Regions from separate parts of the Homo sapiens genome. Here region 2 is linked to region 1. Evidence: chromatin loops called from intact Hi-C (ENCODE). Cell type or tissue: Caco-2. All regions are shown on one strand. Links, peaks and the distances in the headings refer to the core of each region. The heading gives the core; the rest is flanking DNA. Region 1 overlaps APCDD1L-DT (APCDD1L divergent transcript). Region 2 holds the start of LINC01711 (long intergenic non-protein coding RNA 1711).

Evidence for each region. A loop is a pair of places that touch in the nucleus more often than their neighbours do. Peaks named below come from ENCODE experiments on the same cell type or tissue, not always from the same donor. Only the 100,000 strongest peaks of a DNase experiment are listed, where the experiment ranks them.
Region 2: a loop joins it to region 1, with 2.6 times the contacts of the local background. A loop is called at or near these places in 5 of 110 quality-filtered maps.

What each region holds. Positions count from the first base shown.
Region 1 is chr20:58,565,739-58,578,131 of GRCh38, reverse strand. The region is part of intron 6 of APCDD1L-DT (APCDD1L divergent transcript); the gene reads right to left. Among named protein-coding and RNA genes, the nearest start is that of APCDD1L, 57 kb to the right of the region's middle. In Caco-2, for the core only: no CTCF peak of the experiment used is centred there; DNase peaks (open chromatin) are centred at 6,031 and 6,451; H3K4me3 peaks cover 523 bases.
Region 2 is chr20:58,630,325-58,642,717 of GRCh38, reverse strand. It overlaps LINC01711 (long intergenic non-protein coding RNA 1711), which reads right to left and starts at 7,946. Exons shown (of 1, transcript NR_125359.1): 1 at 6,980-7,946. LOC107985410 (a long non-coding RNA gene) reads left to right here. Exons shown (of 3, transcript XR_005647058.2): 2 at 941-1,013; 3 at 1,827-2,595. RefSeq lists enhancers at 4,184-4,819, 7,723-7,792, 7,813-7,942. In Caco-2, for the core only: a CTCF peak has its summit at 5,429 (motif pointing left); DNase peaks (open chromatin) are centred at 2,797, 5,137, 6,047, 7,197 and 1 weaker place; H3K27me3 peaks cover 173 bases.

The sequences.
Region 1 (12,393 bases), core at 2,646-10,645:
CTGGGCACAAGTGGCAGGTTTAGCTCAGCCGGCAACCCCGGCGGTGCCCTTGTCTACCACCCCCCGCCTCCGAGCCCTGGAGAGCGAGTCCAGCTCGGTCCCTTACACTCGTTTGTCGTATCGCTCCTACTGACCGGAGGCGCCAAACCAGCCCAAGAGTGATGTCCCCCGCACAGACAAATTTCATTTGTCTTGCTTGCAAATTGTTTTCATTTCAGAAGTTTGACTTTACTGCTAAAATTTAAAATCAGGAGAGAGCTCAGAAAAACCCCCAATTTCCAGCTTTTGCCTAAAAAATGGGAGGATCTGTCCATTCTGGGCCTCTTTCTCTCCTGGCATGAGCAATCTAGTTTGCCACACTCCCCACCCTTCCCTTATCTCACACACCTGTCTGGCGCCCCTCATTTATATTAACTACTTGCCTGGCCCCTTTAGGTCCCTGAGTTTGCAGCCCCTACACCAGATGCTGGAAACTCCACGGGAGCTGACCTGTGCTGGGTACGACCCATGGCTACTCACATCCACGTCCACACTTCTCTACTTTCTCTGGGCCCCAGGAGGCCACTCCGTACGGACCATTAGCAGGTCCCTGTGCCTTCTGGCCAGAAGAGGCACCTGCGGGAGACCTGGGGGGATTTACTTTCCTGGCTGTCTTCTGGCCGGGTGGCACTGGCTCCGGGTTGCTTTGCTAAAGGCCGCAGCCCCTCCAAGCGCTCCTGCCATGGAGCCACCCTCCCAGGGCTCTGGCCATGGCTCCACCCCTGCCTTATGTCCCTGGAGTGGGAACTGCTCCCCCCGTGATCAGTCCTCCTGGACTGCACCAACCCTTCATTGCTTTTTCTAAGCCCTGCCCACATCTGCACACCTTTAATCAAATCTCCTCAAACAACACCACTCCTCCCTGGCCTCTGATCCCAGCCCACCAGCCTGGGATGGGGTACACATAAAGTTGGGCATGTGGGCAGTGCCCACATGGGGCGGAATGAAGGGATGGACTGCTGCAACCGTGCTGTCTGGGTTTCTCCTAAGACTGTGTCCTCAATCAAGAAGCTAGTCACCTATAAACCTGAGCCCTCACCAACAATCCCCCCACCACCTCATCAGACTCAGGGCGGGGTCCTTAGAAATGTCTCCCATCCAAGAAATTGCATCCTTCCTTTCCCCAAATTCGCTGGACCACTTTAAATGCACGTCTCATCTGCTCTGAGAGTGCATAAACAAAGCCCGTTTTCAATCATGTCGGGGACATGGTGCCAGCCCTCATTACCAGGTCTCCAGGAGGGAATTACAGCTGGCATTAGTGTTTCAGCACAGTCACAGAAAGCCCGTGGCAGGTGCAGTCAACATCGTGGCCTGCCTTGTGCGGCCTTTGCTAGCTAACAAGCTGAGCTATCACAGAGGCAGTGAGGCCCGGCCACCTGGCCTGGATGAACAATTTCCTACACCTTTGAGGACAGAAATAGATAAAAGAGCACCCCCCTTCCCCTGCAGCCCCCTGGGTGTCAGGTGTCCGCAGAGCCTTGTTCCCCAGCCAGTGCTGTGTCCTCCCAGAGGCCGAGCAGCCTTTAACCAAGTCATGGTGGTGATAAACCTCGGCGTGTCCAGTGCCTATTGCATAGGGTTCGGTGCTGAGTTGTCTCCATTTTACAGAAGGACTGAGGCTGGAGTCCACACGGCTCACTCCGAATTACAGAGCTAGCCGGAGGAAGAGTAGTGGTTGAGACTCCCCAGCCCGCAACTGTGACCCACGCTGGCCATGATTCCCTTGACCCCTGAGGGAACCAGCCCAGAACTGCCTGGCAGGGCCTCTGGGAGCTTGGAGCTCTTCTTAGAGACCCTGCCTGTCCCACTGATGCTGACGAAGAGGCCAGACTGTAAGGCGGTGAGGCGTGAAGCTCAATACCCATCCATGGGTCACACAAGCCATCTGCAGATATCTGCTTCCATGAGGCTCCTTGGATGGCCTTGGGGAGTTGATGGAGGTAGAGACGAGGGCAGCCTGGCATGGGGGGAGATGAAATTCCGACACTAAATAACCCAAGCGGAGCAGCTGCTCCATTTCTGCAGGAGCAGGATGTGAAATGAAGCATGAGCTTGGGGACGGCTCCTCCAAGGCGCCTTGTGAAGGACATTAACCACGCTGGAGCCCGTGCACTCGTCCCTACACTGCACACTATTGAGCACATACTAAATGCTAGCCTGTGCTAGGTGCTGGGACTAGAGACAAGCAGACAGAGGCCCTGCCCTCAGAAAGCTCTCAGTTGAGCGAGGGAGCACGGACAATAAAGCTAAGGTCCTGTCCATGCCAGGGCGACCTGTGCATGATAAAGGTTGTGACGGCAGAACCTGGTGTTCCAAGCTCCAGAAGGAGACTTAGTCCAAGATGCACATCCCAAACAGCAAACACGCCTTAGAGAAAGCAAAGGGAATGCCACTCTTTCACTTGCATCTTTTGATAGACAACAGTAAAAGCAGCATCGAAGGGAGCCCAATTCACAACACAGAAAAACATTTCTTATACCCTATTTTCTCCTCTCCCCCAACTCTGCCATCCCGCATTTCCCTGAGACTCTTATTTGCTTAACCTCCATCCCCAAAACTCACTCTTGCCCCAGCACTCCACAGCTCTTTCTTTTTCCTCTTTACTTTCTCTCCTAGCCCCCTTTTTTTTTTTTTTTTTTTGAGATGGAGTCTCACTCTGTCACCCAGGCTGGAGTGCAGTGGCATGATCTCGGCTCCCTGCAACCTCTGCCTCCCTAGTTCCAGCGATTCTCCTGCCCCAGCCTCCTGAGTAGCTGGGACTATAGGCGCACGCCACCACCTCCAGCTAATTTTTGTATTTTTTAGTAGAGATGGGATTTCACCATATTGGCCAGGCTGGTCTTGAACTCCTGACCTCATGATCCACCCACCTCAGCCTCCCAAAGAGCTGGGATTACAGGCGTGAGCCACCGGACCCAGCCTTCTCCTAGTTCTTTTAAATGTAGGTTTGCAGGCTCTCCCCAAGGAAAGGAAGGGGCATTTCTCTCCTCCTTGCCCCTTTCTCAGCTCATGCTGTGAACCTTGGCTTGTAGGAGGTAGCCATGCAGCTCAGTTTACCTGGCCAGTCCTGACATGCACCTGGTGCCCTGAAAAAATGTTTAATAGCTCCTCCTCTCACTCCCCAAAATGGCCCCGTTTGATCAATAAATTATATAGTCCCTCTATCAGTATATCACCTCCTGGTGAGGCGCATCACCTCCTCCAAGCCCTCTCCATATATGTCTCCTGATATCATCCTCTTTCAAGACAGCCTACACTTCCTCCCTCGTGGGGCTTCTTACTTTGAAATTTATTGTTTTGTTTGAGGTCAGGAAATCTGTTTCCTTTTCCACCTACACTGGGACCCATACAGTGCTTGGGACATTGTAACCACTAAATACATATTAGTGGGTGGATGGATGGATGGATGGATGGATGGATGGATGGATGGAGAGATAGATGGAGGAAGGGAATGAGGGAGGGAGGGAAAGATAAGTGGCAGGATGGTGGGTGGTGAGATGGATGTTTGGTGGGAGAAATGGTAGAAGGGATAGATAAATGAATGGGTTTTAGGGAAACCAGTCAGGAAGCTAGTGCAGTCATCTAAGGAAGATAAGGTGGTGACCTGGGAGGAGTTGAAGATGGAGATAAGTGGGTGATTTTGACATGTCTTCTGGAGATGGACTCAAATGGACTTGGCCATGCTCGGTGAAGAATAGACATGAACTCAGGCTTCCTGCTTGGATCCTGACCACAGCCTTCACTCCCCAAGCACCTTACCTGACAGGCAAAATCCCTACTGTTGCTGTTTCTTGAGGTAGCAGCTTACTGTCATGAAAATAGTTTCAGAGGCGAACTGGAATGAGTGACCCACACCAGTTCCAGGAAGCAGGGCCTGTGGGCTGGAAGAGGCAGGCCTCCAGAGCAGCCTCCACCGGCCTTGCAGGTGCCTCTCAATCACTCCTCCTTAAAGGCACAAGAACCCTTGCTGGTTAATAAAGAGTCCTTAAAACCCTCCAAAGGTGGAACACCACTCCCACGACACAACATCAAAAGTTAAATGGAAAATCTGGGATTCCATCTATCAGCACAGAGCTCAAGCACCTTCTGTTCGGAGTGAAGTGAGCGGCCACTCTGAGCTTCAGTTTGCTTCTGTGTAATACAGAGATCATAGCAGTACCTGTCTCCCAAACCAGTTGGAAGATAATGTGAGAACACGGTCACATAAGGCTCCAAGCAGTGCCTCCCTGACCCATGCGGCGACTGCTGTTTGTGCTGGGGCTTTATACACATATATAAGGACATATTTATTTTATCCCCATAACCAGCCTCCAGGTCGGTCTTTCTCTTTCCGGTTTGCTGATGAGGAAACTTATACTTGGAGCACCCCCAGCCTCCCTCCAGTTTTGTGCAGACAGCGGAAGTGGTCACTGCAGGCTCCACATGGATGGGCCAGGTTGCTGTGCCCGGCCTGGACAGAATCCGATGTGTTTCATTTTCTGAGTTGATCCAGGACAGGAGCCAGTACACTTTTCCTGCGAAAGACCAAACAGTAAACATTTTTGGCTTTGTAGGCCGTTGGGTCTCCGTGGTAACTATCAAACCCTGCCCTTGTCCCACAGAAGCAGCCATAAGCAAGACATCCACAAATGAGCGTGGCTGCATTCCAATAAAACTTTATTTACAAAAACAAGCCCAGGCCAACCCCTGCTCTAGCACAGAGAATAAAAATTCTTTAGGTGTACATTTTGCTTCAGATATCAGTTGTCGGGTTTGTACACGTCCAAGGGTTAGAATTGGGCAGTGAAAGCAGCCCATGTCCCAGTGTTTTCTGTGAGAAGGCATGTAGCGAATTCCTCCCTGACAGTTCTCCTGGGGAGGATGCTGAAGTGGGTTTTCTGGTTGAATGTTAAGCTCTCCAAATTGCTATGTCCGTGGAGATATTTTCTTCCTTCCCTCTCTCAGCATCTTTTAGGAAGCACAAACCACTCTTTCTTTGTTGGTGGGCGGTAAAGGCAGCAGGCCAGGGGATTGAGAGACAGGTCACCTCCCAGAATTACTCAGTGGCCACCATCTTAGAACCACTTTCTCCTGGGAATACATGCATGATGTGAATAAACGTGATTTTCAGTAGGAAGAAAGTTCAAATGTGTTCTCTAAAGGGGCATGTTACTTCTGGATGCCAACTTGCTTCTTAGAAATGTTTTTTCCGGCTGGGCATGGTGGCTCACGCCTCTAAATTCCAGCACTTTGGGAGGCCAAGGCAAGTGGATCGCCTGAGATCAGGAGTTCAAGACCAGCCTGGCCAACATGGTGAAACCCCGTCTCTACTAAAAATGCAAAAATTAGCCAGCTGTGGTGGTGGGTGCCTGTAATCCCAGCTACTCAAGAGGCTGAGACAGGAGAATCACTTGAACCCAGGAGGTGGAGGTTGCAGTGAGCCAAGATTGTGCCACCACACTCCAGCCTGAGTGACAGAGCTAGACTCCATCTAAAAAAAAAAAAAAAAAAAAAAAATGTTTTTTCCAGAAGGCGGGGCTAGGGGGTGGTGAGGCTACGAGTAAACCTTAGGTCTTCTGTCTTCTTTCCATTGAGCTAGTGGCTTCCAATGCCATCATGCGTAGGTAGCAGGAAGGAATGGGGTGGAGGAGGGGAGCTGAAAACGGATTTTTTGGAACTCTGGGCACATTTAGAACAGAATTGTAACTGTATAATGTTATGGTATCATTTAACTGACATGTCTACTTTGGAATGTTTATAACTACCGTAAATCAAGAGGCCACCAAGCCAGGGCAGCGGCCACACGTAGACATTCCAAGGAAAACGTATAAAATAAATAAAATAATCACACAGTATCAACATTCCATTCCTGGCTAGAAAACGGAAAATGTAACTGCCCCTGCAAAAATGCAAGCGCCCAGAGATGAATGTGCTCGGAGCCGAGGCAGCTGGGGCCTCCTCACGAGTGCTCAATAAAGATGTCAAGTGGGAAAAGGTTAGGAAGTCAGTAAGAACAAAATGTTTGACCCAGTCGAGCAGTACTGGCCCTGCTACCTTGGTTTGCGAGACCCTAACATCGGCATTCCTCCTTATGGTCTATGGGCGACTGTGATTTTCTGCGTTGCGGGGGCATAGTCCAAACAGTTTTTGTGACTTCCCTCTTTATGACTTCTGTCCAACTTACATTATCTAAAGAAAAATAAAGATTTGTTATCCCCAAGGCATAAAATTCTACAGATTTACAAACTGTTGGATTTCTGACCTTAGTGATTGTTTTTGGGCTTAAACTACTTTTCTTTCTTGACCAGTGGCTTGTAAAGCACACATCAAAATGAATTCTGGCTAGATAAACATCTGGTCATTAAAACTGTGCAGGTCTTTGGTTTGAAGGCAGCCGCTGTAGCATTCTTAGGACACCTGGTACTTCTCTTCACTCCAGACTCTGGGTGCATGACAGCAGAGGCCCAGCCATGAATCCTAAAACTGTAGGGTTTCTTTTTGTTTTTTTAAGTGGTAGCAAAACTCTTTTGAGCCGTCTTTCTTGTCTTAGAGCCTTTGAGGTATGTACAAGCTTGGGTAATAAAAACTACCAAAAGTTAAAAATTAATAACCACAGGGACTCCTCACATCTTGGAGGACTTTGAAGCAGTCTTTCTCCCAGGAGAGGATCTTTGCTTTCTGACAGCACTGGAAGAAAATGACCCAGTCGTTTCCCCTAAAATTAAGAAGACTGTTCTGAGGTATTTTGTAGACATTCCGCTTTTGTCTTTTTGAGTTTAATGTTTCTTTGTTCATCGAATGAGGAAAATGGACAAACTGTGGATTCTTCAGAGCTTGGATTTGGGGTAGGGAAATGCATTTTTTTCCTCTGATGGCCTGAGAAAGGTTTAGAAAGTTTAAAGGTACTAAAGCCCCCAAACCCACAGAAAAAAGAATTTCCAAGGAGGGCGGTAAGAGTCGCAGAGACAGGGCACACCCCAACCATTTCAGCCTATAGGTGAGCTGAGCTTCCTTCCCCCTGGACCTTAATTTGAGAAGAAAAAAAAGAAAAAATCTTCAATCTCATGATCTAGAATTCATATTTTTAGCCCAGGACAGAAATGCAAAGGATAAGTGCGGCTATTCGACCAAGTCTCCCTTCTTTCTTGGTGCTTTTCAAACCACGTTGGTTCTGAGAGTTCTTTCCACATCTCTGTGGGCTTGGGTTGTAAATGCCTGGCTCCTGGGACTGTCAGTGGCTGGTGGGGGGTGGGGGAGGGGGGCTGGGGTCTGACTGATGACCCCTACCTTTGGAGCTTCTCAAATGAGGGTTCCATCCACGATCAGCAGACGGCAGTGCTCTCTCCCCTCTGGCCCTCCCCTGAACGCTTTGCTCCCTGTCCATGAATGGGAAAGAAAGTATGCCTGCCAAGTACTCCATTTCCAAACAGAACAGGCAGAGATATCGCTTGCAGAATTCCAGATGTTGGTATTTGTATTATTGGATCACAATTACATTTCACAAAAATTACTGCAAAGAAAAAAGAAATGACTGCTCCCTAGAAGTGAGATTTATTGTCCGTTTCTGTCCTTTGTCTGCCTCCTCGCATGGCCTCATCTCTCACTGGGCCTCTGGTGATTTATTATTTCGGGGACCCCAGAGGGGACACAGTACTGCCTTTCTGTAAAGGTCACGTGGTGAAAGCCAGCTTTATCCGGGTCAGAAATTGCCCTCAGACACCAAGGGGAAACCCTGGATGAAGTTAATCAACATCCACCCCATGGCAGGTCGGTGAGCCCACGCTGGGCGGGAGAGGATTGACCTCGTGGTGGTCGGACCTTTGCACCACCCGCTCCTCTCCAGATGAAGACATTGATGTTTTCATATCATTTGTGGTTCTGATCTGATCTCCCCTCCCAGAAGAAATCCTAAAAAATTAATGCTGTATGGAATGATGCTTTCAAAAAAAGTCATTTCGCTTAGGCCTTTGTTTTTCTCCCATAGATGAGGGGAGGGGGGACCTCACATTTCTCCATAGCCAGCCCCTGATCTGCAAGCTGAGGTCCCAGGGGTGCCCAAGTGGGAGTTCAGGGCCTGTTTAGCATGACCACCACGCGGACAAAAAGGTAAAGGGAGCCAAATGGCAACTCGACCTTGCCCCATTCTTCCGGTTACGAGGCACCCGCAGGGGTTGTCCGAGGTGACACTTCTAAGCTTTGGCAGCCTTGAAACCCACTGCCATACCAGCCACATCTGCGAGGCGACTACATGACCTTGGAGGAGGGAGGGAGTTTCACCCACACTGTGCTGGCCAGGACCCACGTGCACACACTTCACGTTAACCAGCCCACGGCACTACAGGGAGCATCTGCAGGAAGACTTTGTTCCGAGTCAGAGGGCCCCCAACCCCCCCAAACTTCCCTTTTTCTCCAGTTAAAGGGACACAACCAGGTAGGTAGAGCTGCCCAGGAAAAGCCTCTTACGCAATGACACGAGGGAAGTGGTGTGAGCAGTAGAGGGTTCTTGCAAATCGTCCTTAATTCCATTAATAAATGCCTACAAACCCCAAACGCAGCGTTGCCCCTTCCTTGGCTTAGGAAAAAGAGTTAAGAAAGATCATCAGCAGAAATGTGCTGGCCTATGTGGGTCTGGGTCTGGGACTGGGTACCCAGGGCCGGGGCTGGCAGCCTTTCATGGAACTAAGCTGGAGGCCCCAACTCCCGGGCACTCCGGATGGAGCTCTCCTGCGGCTCCCAGCACCCCGACGGCATGGGCAGAGGAACACGCCGGGATCGGTACAATTATGGTGACTGACTGTCTGCAGCTCGATATTAATCTTTCAAAAAGGCTCTGCTTTGTAGGGAAGGTATTAGGTGGCTCCAACAACTTCTTAAAAACGTTCCTCTTTCTTTACAGAATGTCAAGTGAGATTTCAAGGGGGAATACTTCATAACCCAGGTATGTTTTCCTTAGGGCAATAAACCGCCATTGAATTTACACGCCTGCCCCCCAGACCTCTGGATTTCTAGCCAAAACCTTCATCTGTTTTTCAGAGAAAAAAAAAAAAGGTTGGGGGAGGTGTTTTCTTCAAATGCACGGAAGGCCTCTCCTGGGTGGCAGAAGGAAAGTTAGGCAAACTTTATAAATCTAGCGGGAGAGCTGTTTTTGGCAGTGCTGGAAAGTGGAGTGGGGTTTTTCTGTCGGCCTCACTTAAAACATCACCAAGCGGGCCCCCCGACGGCCCCGGTGTGCGGAGGGGTGGGTGGGCGCCCATGTGTGGAGGAGGCAGGCTGGCTGTGGCTCTGGACAGCCACCATCCTGTCTCAGCCCCCACAAGGAGGGTAGAGTGGGAGAGGGTGGGACTGCATGAGGAGGGAATGCTGGAGTTAAGTAAGGAGCAACAGCTGCAGTCCCGGGGAACAAAACGAGGCAGGACCCAATGGATTTCTCATCAACTGTGTGGGAGTCATTGGCAAAGGGAGGTGTCCGCACACCCCCAGCTCGACCCCCTCCTGCAGCAGCACCAGCAGGGAGACCCCACAAGTGCGGCAAGCTCGGTGCAGAGATGACCCCCATCCATGGCCGGTGGCCAGGAGGGTGGCAGGTGAGGGCTCTCTGGGGGAGGAACGGGTATCTTGGGAGACCACAGCTGTGCAGCTGGGAGGAACAGCCAGGGGCCGGCGCCTGCTTTCTGCTGAGCGGTGGGACTCGCCCAAGGTCACAAAGTGAGTTAGGAAGAAATAATCAGCTCCTGGCTCTGTCCCTAACAAGCAGAATCCTATAAAAAAGAAGAAAATGACTCTGGGGATTTGAACAAAGAAGCCAGGCTATAAATCCACTCTCCATACAGCTGCCGGTTGATCTTCCTAAAATGCAAATCGGATGCAGGCCCACGGCCCCGAGATGCCCTTCAGAGGCATCCCAGGACCCTCGGGAGAAAGACCCGAATCCTTATCCATGGGCACAGGGCCAGATGGTTCTTGGCCCCAGACATCTGGACCCACTGCCAACTCCCCTATGTCTATACCCCAGGCATGAGGCCCCCTTGGAGTTCTCTGTTTTTGTCTGTCTCTGTCTCTCTCTCTCTCCCTGTTTCTCTCAGCCAGAAACTCATTTATTTATGCAAAAAAGATTTCTCAAGCCTGGCCTTGATACCTGGCCTCATGCTGAACACCCAGGATACGATGGTGCACACATAGTCCCTGTCCTCATGGGGCTTCCAGTGATGTGAGGGAGGACATTCACCAAATAATCACATAGATATTTTCAATGTAAATGTATGGGCCAGCGCAGAAAGGTGCAGGGGACCTGAAGGGCATGTAAGAAGAGGCCCTTCTTTAGAGAGGGGTGGGGGAGATCTCTGGGAGCCGCAGGGTGGCTACAGGGGGCAGGAGGCACAGGTGAGTCCGAGCCTGGAGGCTGAGAGGAAGGAGGCCCCTGTCCAAGGGGAACAGTGCAGAGCAAGGAACGATGTCTCCCAGTATCCAGGCTCCCGGCCTTCCCCGCCATGGATGCCACCCACTGCCCTACCCGACATTCGCCTTCCTGACGGCCCTAAGGCTCAAGTCTAGGCTGGGGCTGTGAGTCATGACGGACCACGACAGGTCACAGGCACCGAGCCCTTCGAGGGCAGCTGCCCCTCTTCCCTGTCCCCTTCATTCCCACCACAACCCGTGAGGCAGGTGCTGGGAAACCGAGGACAGGAGAAGCTCAGAAACGTGCCCAAAGTTACAAATCTAGTAAATGGCAGAGCTGGGATTTGAACTGGAGGGTGTGGGGCTTCTGAGGCTTCTTTCCCCACCCTCTCCTGCCTTTCATCCCTGCACCCCAGCACCTGTGCTCTGGCCAGCCCACAACACTGGAGACAATGAGAGGAAGCAAATGAATGAATGAGCCACTGAGGAAATACAGTTGGCTCACACTTCTCTGGGTGATGGCTGGGCCTCTGTTCATAGGGCCCGTGGTGTCCCCAGGCTGAGAGGTGGAGACGGAGTCTCCTGGAGGGGCAGGAAGGAAGTGGATGCCATCAAAGCCGTAGAAGAAACAGTGTCTTAGCTAATTGCCTGGCCTCCTGAGAAGTCGCACAGCCACGACCAGCCCAGAGGTTGAGCTCCGCATTGAAGAAGAAATGTTGATCAGCTCTTAGGGATATGAAAGGATGCCCTGAAACCCACTGACAGGCTCAACAGAGGCATGGGCTGGTATTGATCTGGACGAAATCTATTGTTTTGGAGGAGGGCATAGTTAGAGGAAAGACAATGTGTTAAGACTGTAAATTCGGGGGTGAGGAATAGACGAATAGGAAGAGAAATTGGCAGAGAATGGAGAATACACATCCTCACCCGTCAACAGCAAGGCGAGCCAGGACCCAGCCAGGTTTGACCAAATGAGCCAGGCGCTAAAAGGCCCCATGCCCAGGTGCATGGGGGCTCAGTGCTGCCAGAACGCAAATAGCCACAGGCAGATGGAGGCCCCACAATTAGAGGCAGTACCCTCTGAGGTCCATCCAGCCTCCCCTGCAGGATGGAATGAGGCCAGGTACAGGAACAGGGGCAGCTTCATGGGCACGTGGCTATGCAGCCACACAGGGCCCCATGCTGAGCAGGGGCCCACACTTGGTTTAATATTTTTTGAGGGAGCAACCTTGCATTTTTATTTTTCTCTAAGCCCTGCAAGTTCTGTAGCCGGTCCTGCTCGGGAGGGAAAGGCAGTGGACAAGGAGGACGTCTCCAGGGATGGATGACAATGATGTGCTCAGGCATACGTGGGTTCTGCCACTGCTTTATGCCTTCCCGCTGCAGCCATGGGACGAAGATTCACTGGGTGTGTGTGATTTCACATTGCCTCGCCAACTCACCACGAAGGGGGTGCACCTGGGAGACAGTGAGGCACATCTGCCCATAGTTTGGGTCACCTGTCTAAACTTAATACTAACTGTGGCCACTTAATCCCAGTGAGGAAGGCTGAGACCCCTCAAAGGTAAGCAGAGAGGCAGAAAAGAGCACGGGGCTTCAGAGGACCCCTTATCGCCTGGGAAAGGCAGAACACCCCTGGACAGCACCAGGAAAGCTGGAAAGTCCATCCTTTGTCCACTGCCTGAGCTTGGAGCCCTACCCTGCCCCTCCTGCAAAGGAAGGTAGCTGAGACCTCACGGCGAATGGCCACTAGTCGGCACAGCCTTCATTGCATGAGCTGCTTGCGTCCCAAGATCACTGGCATGAGTTCCCTAGCCAGGGCACCTGGGCATGGTGCCTTCCAGTGCCCACTCACATGATCAAACCCAATGCTTGCCCTGGCATTCAAGGCCCTGCATAACCTAGCACCACATTCATCTTCCAGCTAGCGCTCTCCCCTTGTCCCCCAGGTCACCACTGGGCTGGTCCCCTTGAGCA
Region 2 (12,393 bases), core at 1,664-9,663, 66 kb before region 1:
CCTCCTACTGTGACAGTTACCAGCACGATGATTTCCGGCACCTCCGTAGTGCCCCAAGGACAAGGTTGTTAACAGTCGGTACCGGGATCTGACTCAATCCATGAAAGAACCAGTTGACTGACCAACACAGAAGTATGGAGTAGCTACCATGAGCCCAGCCTTGTGGGAGATGCAAGAGTTTATAAAGAAGTTCTGCTCTCAAAGAACTCACAGTCTAGCTGGGGACACAAAACCAACAGACGGGAAACAATTAGTGAGCAACGGAGCTTGAAAAAATATGCCAAAGTGACTATAAAGGCAGCAGCAGTTCAGAAAGGGGAGAGATGATATTTCAATGAAAGCATCTTCATGGAGGAGGTAGGGGAAGACCTGTGCCTTGAAGGATGGAAAAGGGCTTCAGAGAGGGAAGGGTGTTGCAGACGAGAGCAAACAGTAGGAGCAAAGCTGAAGAAGCAGGGCTAAGAATAAGGCAGGCGAGAGAGCCTGACTGATCTGTACGAGCCTGGGCAAGGTGTGGACACATAAATTATAATGGAGCAACCAGGCATGGTGGCTCACGCCTGTAATCCTAGCACTTTGGGAGGCCGAGGCAGGCGGATCACCTCAGGTCAGAAGTTTGAGACCAGCCTGGCCAACATGGTGAAACTCCGTCTCTACTAAAAATACAAAATTTAGCTTGGCGTGGTGCTGGGTGCCTGTTATCCCAGCTACTCAGGAGGCTGAGGCAGGAGAATGGCTTGAACCCAGGAGGCAGAGTTTGCGGTGAGCTGAGATGGTGCCACTGCACTCCAGCCTGGAGCACAGAACAAGACTCTGTCTCAAAAAAAAAAAAAAAAAAAAAAATAGAATGAAGCAAGATTTGGAGGCCCCAAGAGTTAGGGGTTTAAATTTGATGTGTATTGAATTCACAAACATTTATTGAGTATCTACTGTGTGTCAGGTACTGTGAAATTGTGCAGGACATTCACAGATGAACAAGTCACAGGGCAAGTTGGACACATCAATAGCTCATGGTAAGTGTTGCAGTGCAAGTAGCTGCCTAGGAGGCAAAGTGGGGCAACCAGCCAACCCAATTTAGGAAAGATTTAGGTGGGCTTCATGGAGGAGGTGATATTTATGTTAATCCTATAGAGCACTGGAAGTCGGCCAGGTGTAGAAGGGGCAGGAGCATGATCTAGGCACGTGTAAGGATGTTCACTGCAGTGTTGTTTATCCCAGTGAAGAATGAGAAACAATTTAAACATCCAGCAAAAGCAACAAGTTAAACAAATTTGGTCCACCCACATGAAACTTCAGGCAACCTTTAAAAAGAATAAAGAATTTCTGTATATTTTGATTTGGAAAGATCTTCAGAATATAGTGTTAAGAGAAAAAAATCACAAGATCCAGAAAAAATGTATTGTATGCTATCTTACATGTGAGAAAAAAAGAAATATACATTTTGTTGGTAAATGACTAGGCCATCTCCGGAAAGAGACATGAGACATGTGGATAATAGTTGTTTCCAGGTAGGAGAATGAAGAGGGGAGTACAGCTGAGGCTGTGACTCAATCTTGATGTGAAATGACTCCAAAAGGAGGTCTTGCTTAAAGCTTGAGTCTTAGAAGGTGCTGAGGGTTACCCAGGCAGATGGGCAAGGAAGAGGGTTCTGGACAGAGGGGACAGTCCAAATGAGCCCAAGGGTTTAGAGACCCTGATGGGGGCTGGAGAGCAGATAGACTTTGGATAGGTGGCTGATAGCAGGCAGAGGCTGGACCCTGAGATTGGTGTGCCAGATAAGGAGTTCACACTTTAGTCTAAAACCACTCCCTCTCTTCATCCATCAGCGTTGATGTGGACCTATGATGGCTTCAGAGACTATTAACTTGGCCAGGCTCAACTGCATTTCCTGGAATTATCTTTCCTGCATGTTTGCAGTTCAGATGGACCACAGGGAAGATTCTTGGAAGGTTCTTGCAAGATTCAGAAGGCAAGAGAGGCTGCAGCCGTGTTTTGCAGTTGACACACGTTGCTGCTGATCTGCTGACTCACCTCACTGGAGTGAAGCAGCCTGCCACAACACCCGCAACCTTCCCCGGCAACTTCTTGCTACTTTTCGACTCCCAGCCGCGTGTATGTGTTCAGCTCTGTGATGAAGGGCTAGGCTTCTGCAGGACAGCCTCACCACTGTGGTCAGAGGCAACAAGAATAGCCACGGGCTTCAGGCTGCCATCCTGGGGCTCTAGCTTGTGCTCGTGGGTTCTTGCTCTCCCTACTTGACATCTGCCTTTCCTCTCGACTGCCTATCCTGTGGACCTGACACCAGCATCAGACTTGACACGCAGCCTGACAAAGACTGCTTACCCGGTTCCCACAAATGCATAAGCCAATTCTCCATAACAAATCCCATAAAATAATTTACATGTATATAACTCCTATTTCCACTTTTCCAGTTGAACTCCGGCAGATTTACCCATCCTGTGCTAGGCACTGTTGAGGACTCTGAGGATACAATGATGAACAAAACCAGTGTAATTCCTGTCTTCCTCTCCCCCACCCCACCATTCACTTTCTAGGAGGAGGAATCAGAAAATAAACAACGAATAAACAATGCAATCCCAGAGAGTGATAAATGCCAGGAGAAAACCAAAAAGAGTGGCCTGCTCGGACCAGGGGTAGTCCAGGGATGCTTCTCAGAACAAATGGCATTTGAGCTGAGCCCTGAAGGGAAGGAGGGGACAGCTATGCAGGAGCACTCTGGACAAGACGCACTTCAGGGCGATGCTCCTAGGTGGCATGAGCCTGGAGTCTTCGAGGAACAGAAAGGAGCCAGGCGGACCGGAGGGCCTTGAGGAGGGAGAGTGCGCAGGGTAAGCTGGAACCCAAGGCTGGCTCCAACTTTGTTGGGCTTGGAAGACAAAGCAGGGAGTTCGGATTTTACTCTAAGAGCATCCTGGAGTTAAGGGATCTTTCAAAGCTGGCTGAGTGAAAGCCCACACACAACTTTGCCTTTGAAAAGTGGGGATAAAATGTGGTCTTGCTCTGTGTGTGTGTGTGTGCGTTGGGGTGGGGGGCGATTTGTGTCTTGGTTTTTGCCTCGGCGTGACTTACAGACCTTTCCATCCTGCATCGGTGCCGGGAGAGCCCAGCTCCCTGCTGCTGTCACCAGAATTCCATCTTTCCAAGGAAATCAGGCTTTCTCCTGCTAAGGAGTTCTGTCCAGGACTCTGATAAAAGCAGTATGTGAAGCTAAATAACTCGTGTGATTTTACACTTCATTTCCTTGGGATGCCATTAGGAACATCAAGCACTTCTGTCTTTATTTGACACGATTTCCTACCCTGTTCTGCCTTGGAACAGAAGAAAAATGAAAAGAGAGAAATGGTATTGGGAAGTTGCATTGGGAGTGGTAGGGCAGCTGTTTCAAGGCAGGGCTTTTGGAGTCCAGCAGAGGGAGAGGCTTCCGAAACAGGACAGATGGCAGCCACCTTCCTAAGGGGTCACTGGTCAGCCTCACGTTCTCTGGCTCCTGTTCCAAGCCTCAGCATTTCTGTCTAATTGATTTAGAAATAGTGTATTTATTGGACAGATGCCTAGAGATCATGTAGCCCAGAGAAGGGAAGCTGTTTGCCCAAGGTCACACAGCAGCTCAGTAGCATAGTTTGGCCTTGCAGCTAGCTCTTTCGACTGCCAGAGCAGCCTGGAGCACCCCTTAGAGAAGAGTTAGTGTCTTCCCCAGGTCCCCTATAAAGACCAGCACCTCCTGCATTTGGTTCTCTGGGACAATTGGTGTCTTTTCTCACTGTGGAGATGTGATCACTTAGATCTTCATTTAGTTCACAAGCAGGGGTGGAGCAGGGTGGGGTGCACAGGCTGGAGGGAACCAACGCAGGAAGCATATGACAGAGTAAAAACACAGCCCACCCGGCATGCCGTGCCATGTGCCCTCACTGCATTGGATGAATGGGTCAGTAGGTGGATGGTGGTCACACGTGAGTGCTGGCTTCACTCTCTTCTCTCCCATAATTTAAAGACCTGAAGTTTCACCTCCAGGAAGACTTCCTGGACTAGTGGAAGATCAATCTTTGGCCTGAACCGGTTGCCTAGGCAACTTCCACTGTTTCTGGACTCATGAGTCCTTCTAGTAAGGGTCCCAGGACTGAGCCTCAATGGCCTGAAGAGAGTCATGTGCCCACACCTGTGACTACTTAGTGGCTATCACCAGGGGTGTGAGGCTCATCTGGTCTAGCCTGGTCACCTGCTCACGACAGAGCTAGAGCTGGACCAGGCCCTCCAGATTTGTAGACTGAAGCAGCAAGGTGCTGTTCTGAGGAAAATCAGGGTGCTGTTACCAGAACACCCTGGCAAGCAAGAAAGAGCAGCGAGCCCTACAGACGGCAAACAAGGATTTCCTTATCTCCTGGTCGGAACCACTAAGAACCGTGGAACCATGTGTACTTAATTCATGTCTGTACTGTCCTCACGCGGAGTGAGGGCTTTGTAAATATTTGCTGAGTGAATGAAAGAATAAATGAATAGTAAATGAATGAATGAACCTCCCGAGTGATAAAGGCAGTCTTTACGGTGGGCACGAGGCAGGGACTACTGTGCGCAGGGAACGGCCGCGGGCTCCACACTTGCTGTGATTGGCCGGCGAGACAATCTCGGGTGCCCAGGCTGTTTGGACAGCACGCAGGCCCACAGCAGGCAGGATGGCACCCCTGCCAAGGGCACTTGGGCTTGAAGTTAGAGCAGGGAGGCTGGCGTGCTGGTGGCAGGGCTGAGGCTCAGGGTGCAGCTCAGTGTGAAATGAGGGCTGCTCTTCTCAGACCTGTCAGCCTTGGCCAGCGGCCCTCGTCCTAGGGAAACTTTGGAGGCAACAGATGGATCTGGAGTGACAGGAGAGAGCCCCTGGCCATGCTAATTTCCCTCACTCTGCGGAGGCTGAGCTGGCGCAGATCAGAATGGAGAACCGATAGGCATTTCTGCCGGGATAGGGGTGGTTGCAGAAGGCCCGTAGAACATCCGGGAGTGAGGATGGGGCAGCATCTCTATGTACCCTGGAGGCGGGCCTCAGCCTGGCTGGTGTCCCCTTGCTTTCCTTAGTCCAGCCCTCCAGGTCCCAACCAGCAGGGCTGGGCCAATGGCAATGGCAATGGAACTGAAGATTTTTGTTTTCAACGCAGGAAGCTCCAACAGGCAATCTTCAGCCTTGGGAAGGGGTGGGCAGAAGGGGCCACCCATGTCCGAAGGCGAAACAAGGCTGCTTTGGGATGCGTTTCCCATACGCAGGGAGCCGCTTTTTCACAGCTTTTGGGTCTTTTAAAATGAGAGGCACATGGAGGGTGGAAGAATTTGGTGGTCCCCAATGACCTACGAGGAAAGAAGCATTCCCAGGCTCTTGGCTCAGGCTGACGAAGCATCCAGTTTTTCAAGAACCGGCCTAACTGGGCTTCCCCTAGTGGGGAGGCAGGATGCCGCAGTTTCTTCTGTGCTCAACACCGAAAATGGTCTGTCTCACTCAGCTCTCTCTTTTACAGACAAAGAAGCCGTTTCAGAGAGCTCGGGTGACCTGAGGTCATGGAGAGGCAGAGCCAAGATGGAACTCAGGTCAATCTGGCTCAGTGCCCACCTCCTGGCCACTCAGTCATGTCGATTTGGGGGAAACCTACCAGCATCACCCATGATAATCTTAGTTAAGGCCACTCAGCTGAGAGCACCTTGTAACCAAGTCCTTGGGGACCTCACAGAGCTGCGAGGAATAGGAGCTGGACTCAACCATGGACAGATATTGACAGAGCAGCTACTATTGCCAGGCAGGGATCTGGCTGCTGGGGATGCCACTGGCAGCCAGACACAAGTTCCCTGCCCTGTGACAGACAGGAGACACACACCAAGGGTGATCAGGGAAGGCTTTCAGGAGGAGGTGACATTGATGCAGAGACCAGTAGTAAGCCATGAAGCTGTCGCAGGGAAGAGTGTCACAGGGAGTGGGAAGAGCAGGGAGGGGAGGGAAAGCCGTGAGGCTGGAGTGTGGCAGGCGCCAGAGGTGAAGAGCCTGCCAGGCCGTGAGGACTTCGGGTTTGTTGAGTGTAGTCAGGTACTGCTGTTTCCTGGAGTGTCTACATGTGGGCGTCTCAGGGGCTCCCTCTTCGTCTCTGAAATGCTTCAGGCCCCTGAAGGGCTACGGTTCCTGAAGGGAGCAGTTCCTCCAGGCCAGACACAGCCATTCAGGCCTTCCCAGCTACTGCTATGGAGGTTTGGGGTGGCCTTTCCTTTTAATGTCAGTCTGGTGAGCTCCCACCAACTGGGCCGTCTCATCCGTACATCCTGATGGTCACCTGTGCTTGATACCACTTGCGATGAAAGGATTCCAAAGCCCTTCTCCTGAAATTTCTACAGAACATCTCTCTGTAACACACGCACAGAGGGCAGCCAGGGAGATTTACCAGTGAGAACCCTGCTTCCTTCCCTCCCTCCCTTCCTTCCTTCCTCCCCCCCTTCCTTCCTTCCTTCCTTCTTCCCTCCCTCTCTCTGTGCTCCCTCCCTCCCTCCCTTCCTTCCTCCCTCCCTCCCTCTCCTCCTCCCTCCCTTCCCCCTCCCTCCCTTTCTCTCTCTCTTTTTCTTCCTTCCTTCCTTCTTCCCTCCCTCTCTCTGTGCTCCCTCTCTCCCTCCCTCCTTCCTTCCTTCATTTCTTTTTCCCTCCCTCCCTCCTTCCTTCCTCCCTCCCCTCCCTCTCTGCTTCCCTTCCTTCCCTCCCTCCTTTCCTTCCTTCCCTTCCTTCCTTCCCCCCTCCCTCCCTCCCTCTCTCTCTCTCTTCCTTCCTTCTTTCCCTTCCTGCCTCCTTTACTTCTTCCTTTTCCTCCTTCTTTCCTTCCTTTTCTCCCTCTCTTCTTCCCCTCCCTCCATCCTTTCTTTCTTCCCCTTTGATCTTTTTTGTCTCTCAGCAACAATGGACCTCCAGTCGGCCCTGCTTTTTTCCCAGGAATGTTTATGGCACTCTTTCCCACTTGTTTTTATTTCCAAACGTGTAACAGGCCACCCATCAAAGGATGGAATAGGGAAGAAAGTGAGAAGAGAGAGGTCGAGGGAGCAGTCATCGGGTAGCTGCTCCTGGCCTTTGAGTAAGCCGTTTGCCCACTCGATTTGTCAGTTTGTTTGGCCCTCGATGGGGAGGCATCCATCCTTGACCCTCGGAGAGTCCTGAGAGACAGGAGGAGAGGGGTTCTCCATGGCAGTGAGGGGTTCCCTAGCAGGGACCCTAGAGAGAAACGGCTCCAGACCAGGCTTTCCCGGCTCGGTGCTGCTGACAGTCGGGCTGGTCTGCTGTGGGGCCGTCCTGTGCACTGTAGGATGTCTAGTGACACCCCAACCTTAAACTGTGACAAACAAAATTGAACCCAGACTTGGCCAGGTGTTCCCTGGACACAAAATCACCACTGGCTGAGAACCACAGGTCTCCGTGTCCAGAGGCCCTGCAGGGTGCCCCATGGCCAGTGGCTGTGTGGACTTGGTGGCCCATAAGAGGCTCTCGGTGACGCGGGGCTGCAGCACATCACACGACATGGAGCAGATCCGCCAGCGAGGCCCCGACCCAGGAGAGACTCTGCCCCACAGCAGCAGGTGTGAGGCAGCCCCCCACTCCTGGGCCAGGAGCGTCATCGCCCAGAAGGCCCGTGTGGGTGTCCTGGAGTGGGTGTGGCCTCCTCTGATTACTCAGAAAGGCAGCAGAGGTGCAGAGAAGCCTCTGGGGCCTGCTGCTCTGTGTCCTGTGGCAGCATCAGCCCCTGCGGCGGAGGGAGAGATGCCGGGACAGGCAGTAGTGTGAGTGTTTCCAGCCATCAGGTTCTGTAGGGGAGCACGCAGTCCCAGGGGAGGCCCACTTGGGTCCCAGCGGACCGTTAAGAAAGCTCTCCTCTATGGCTGCCCGAACTGTGGTGGGTATGGCCTGACCTTGACTTCCTGTACACTTTCATTTTTCATTTTTTTTTCCTGGTTCTTGGCTCTGGAAAAAGTGGGAAAACATATACAGTGACCATACTGTTGACGTCTCAGTCAGAGAAGAGGAACGATTTCACAGTAGCTGGGGGAAAGCGCTGGATACCACGTGCACTCATAAATCACGCCCACGTTTATGCATCTGCGGATGTGGGGCCGCAGATATTTTTCCTTTCTGAAGAAGAGAATTTAAGCTCTAGAAACTCTGACAAGGCCCCAGTAAATGGGGGCTTTTCTCCTGCCTGCTAAGGGCAGCTTTCAGAAGAGACGTTTGTCAAATGGAACCCGAGTCACCTTTTCCTGCTCTGCTGGATGGGCAGGAGCCGGGCACACCAGGGCAGGAGTCTCCCCTCTGAAGACCTGACCCCTGGGGAAGGCAAGCAAGATTTTCTTGCAAAAAGTTCATGGAATTAGAGACAAGCAAGGTGTCTTCCTGGGGACGCTCGTGGTACCGTAGCAGCAAGGGCCGTGGCAGGCACAGCATAGGGACTTGACAGGCATCGAACGAGTGACTTCGTGTTCCCAAATTGGCAGGATGGTTGACTTCTGTGTGCGGAACATTTCCCATCGCCCATCTGGCAGCCACGTGCTTCTGCCCCGTCACTGTCACTCCCTCTCTGAGTCGAGCTCGCAGTCACTAGGCTGCGAAATGACTGCTGAATACACTATCGATCAAACAGCACATGTTTTGAACATCTATCATGTATATGCCACTGGGTTAAGACCTAGAAAGTATATGGGGCTTTGGGGAGGGGAAGGAGGTTCTTTTAGGAAGGAGGGCAAATGCATGGCACACCTAACCCCACCCTCCCCTCCCATGCTCCTAGCAGACACTGCTAAACCATCACCACATGTGGCGCTTCAGAATGCTGGTTGACAGAGAGCTCTGGGCTGCTCCTCCTTGGGAAGGGCTTTCTGTGATATGGCTCTGGGAGGTAAGGGGCCACCCACTTGACTAGCCAGATGTGCCACAGGGATCCTGGTGATCAATGGTGTAAAAGACATCACAGAGCAATCACCCACATGTCACCCTATTCTGCTATTCTGAGTATTAGAGACCTTTAGGAGGTCATTACAGCAGTGGCGGTGAGAGAATTAGAGGCCTTTGGGAAGACACCCACCCCTCATAATACAAAGAATCTTAAGAGGCAAAGTCACAGATGATGACGGCCAGTTGAGACCATGACAGTAGGCCCAGGCTTTCTGTGGTATGGCGGCTCACCTCCACAAAGGCAACCCTGAAAGACTTCCTGGAGGTGGTGATGTGCCATTGCGTTAGCAGTTTCCCCTCTCCTAGGTGAGACAGTGCCAAATTCCTACTCCTTACCGGAGCCTTCCAGACCTTACCGTTTTCCAGCCAAAGTGGCCTTGGGCGCATGCCTAGAACTGGCCAAGCCCTTCCCCACCTCAAGGACTCTGTTCTCTGGCTGCCTCGGCCAGGAATGGTCTTACCGTAGCTCATTTGATGGCTGGCTCCTTCCTGTCCTTCAAGTCCCCAAGTCCCTTCCTCAGAGAAGCCTTCCAGCCACACTCTCTCCTGTAAGTCTCTGTCCTGGTACCTTGTTCATTTCCTTCATATGTGTCTCTTCTACTAGGATGTGAGCCAGCCTGGCCTGCTCACCATGGTGGGCCTAATATCTAGTGTTAGGCGTATTTAGGTCCTCCACAAATATTTGTCCAAAGAATGAAGAATGAGTGCACCTGCAGTGGTCTCCACGGGAAGTACCGGCCACAAGGCCAGGGCTCTCAGGTCACTATAGAGCAGTACTTTGCGTTAAAAGTATTTTACCGAATCCTGGTTGCTGCTCTGAAGTTGCCCATAACTCTTCCCCTGTGGAAAGCCGCACAGCAACTTGTGTCCCCGGCATGAGCTCATCGGTCCTCTGCGAAGTTACTTCTGCATCTCCCCCGACCCCAATCAGTGGGGGCTCCGCTTTCCCTAGGTAAGCACGGGAGGCAAGGACTGGTGTGGCCAACCCACTGGCTGGTGGCTAGAAAATCATCCACAAATCATGTATCCTTGACATGGAAAAACATACACATCAATGTATTCACTTGGCCCAGGCCCAGTTCTAGAAACCAGAAGTCTGAAATCAAGGTGTGACCACGTTCCCTCCAAAAGCTCTAGGTGAGGATCCTTCTGGCCTTTTCTGGATGGTGCTGGTTCCTGGTATTCCCTGGCTTCTGGCCGCATCACTCCCATCGCTGCTTTGTCCTCACATGGCCCTCTTCCCTATGTGTCTTCTGTCCTCCTCTGTTCTCAGAAGGACACCATCATTGCATTTAGGGCCTACCCTAAAACCAGGATGATTGCGCCTCAAGATCCTTTACTAATGACATCGGCAAAGAACTTATTTCCAAATAAGCTCACTCTGAGGTTCCAGTGGACATGGAATTTGGAGGGACTCCCAGGGTCATCAGGGCGTTGGCTGGCTATGGGCAGATGTCCCTGGGTACCCAGGACTTCCCGCAGGCCCAGAGGACCCCAGAAGAGAGGCCAGCATGGGCAGCCAGACTGCTGCTGTTCAAGTCCTCCTGGTGGTCCTCACGCCTCCAGCCCTGCTCCTCCTTGGCATGGAGCTCCTTCTCAGTGGGGTCTACTTGCGCCCCCTCACTTTCCGGAATAGCTTTAGAGAGGCCACACATTGCATTTCTTTTCTTTTGGGGCCCGGTGAAGATAAGGTCACCTTGGATTCTATCGTCTCCATCACCATCATCAATTTTCGCTTTGTATTTTGCTGTGTATGTGTGTTTTAAAAATTTGTTTTGTTTCTTAAAGTCTCACTAGGGCCAGAGAGTGTCTTTAGGGCCTTGTAACATTTGCTGCAGGCTGACAGAGGATCCATTGTCCACGGGGCTGGGGTCTTCTGGGGAGATGTAGGTCTCCTTTCTCCTGGGGCCTGGGGCTGGTCTCAGCTGCCCTCAAACCAGGCTTTGCTGGGAAGTGGGCTGCAGAGTGGACTCAAAGAGAGTCATAAACCCCAGGCGGGAATGCAGCATGGGTCAGAATGCTTGGGTTAGAATGGAACAATTGACAGCCTGGGAGATCAGCCTTCTCCTCTCATTCCAGGCCTGACTGTCACAGGCCTCAGATGCAGGGACTGTGAGGAGCTCAGCCTGGAGGGTACGCAAGACCAGGCCTCCTTTTCTTCCTGTTAGGGTCAGTGAGCAGGGACAAGTAAACCAAGGCTCTGCCCTCATGGAGCCCCCCATCCATGAGGCCAAAAACATGCTAACAGGAAGCCCTGATACAGGGTGAGGAGGACTGGGGACAAGGGGAGTGGAGGGAGTGGAGAGACCCTGAGCTGGGGTCCAGGGGGCCAGGAGGAAGGCTTCAGAAGGTCCTGGCTTTTCTTGCTCTCCTTTGCCCTGCCCACCCCCACCTCCCTGGTCCAATCCAGGTCATCTGGGCCACTGTGAAGGCCCCCCACTGGACTTCTGGGTTCCCTCCTGTACCCCTAAACATTCTCCACACAGGAACCAGAGGGAGCTTTTATAAAGAAGGTGGAGGCTGATGTGGATGAAGTTATATCAGATCGTCTGACTTGACGTGACCACAGCAAAGTTTCCATCTCTGTATCTCCCTAAATCCACCCAGCTCTCCGACCTCAACCTTCTGTACTGTCTCACCTTATTCCTTAGCCAGTGAGAGGAGTAGCTGGGACACGAGTGAGTTCCAGCCATGATGGGTACGGTTTGCTCTGAGCTCCCCCAGCCCAGCCCACTCCCCTTTGGAGAGCTCCTTCTCTTCTGGCATTTCTCTGACTACTTTGGGGGAGAGGTTGACAAGGATCTCCACCTACAAATCCTCTATTCTGTGAATACGGTATTTGTATTTGTATTCACACACCGCTCTGGAGACCAAACCAACCAACTTCACCTAGACTCGAAGGATCCTTGACACCGACCAAGGGCCTTTGAAGAAAAGACTTCTCACTGAGGGGATACGTGTCTCCCTTCAGTAGGAAACAGAGCTAGAGTTTCCAGCTTGATTCCAGATGGCTTTGGGGAAATTCACAGGTACCATTTTCAAGTGGCTTCAGCAGCACCAGGCACAGTGTCCCACACATGGAGGGTGCTCACTAGCTATTCTTGTATACCAGATAATAATATGAATAACAAGGTAAACACTAGTGGCTCTTTCTTGGGCCCTTGTGAGGTGCCAGTGTCTGTGCTAAGCATTTTGCATGCTAAACACTTTACCTGTAAAGGCAGGACACAGTCCTACCCTCTGACGGTGATGACCAGACGTGTACGGACCATGGGCACAGGAGACGGACATGGGTGGACATTTGCACAGCCCTCTGGAAGCTCACATCGAGTTAGAAAGACAAGATATTGAAAACTGCACTGCTGATAAGGGTTAAACAGCCGTTTGATACAACAATAGAAGAGATACTCAAGGCAGGGCATGAC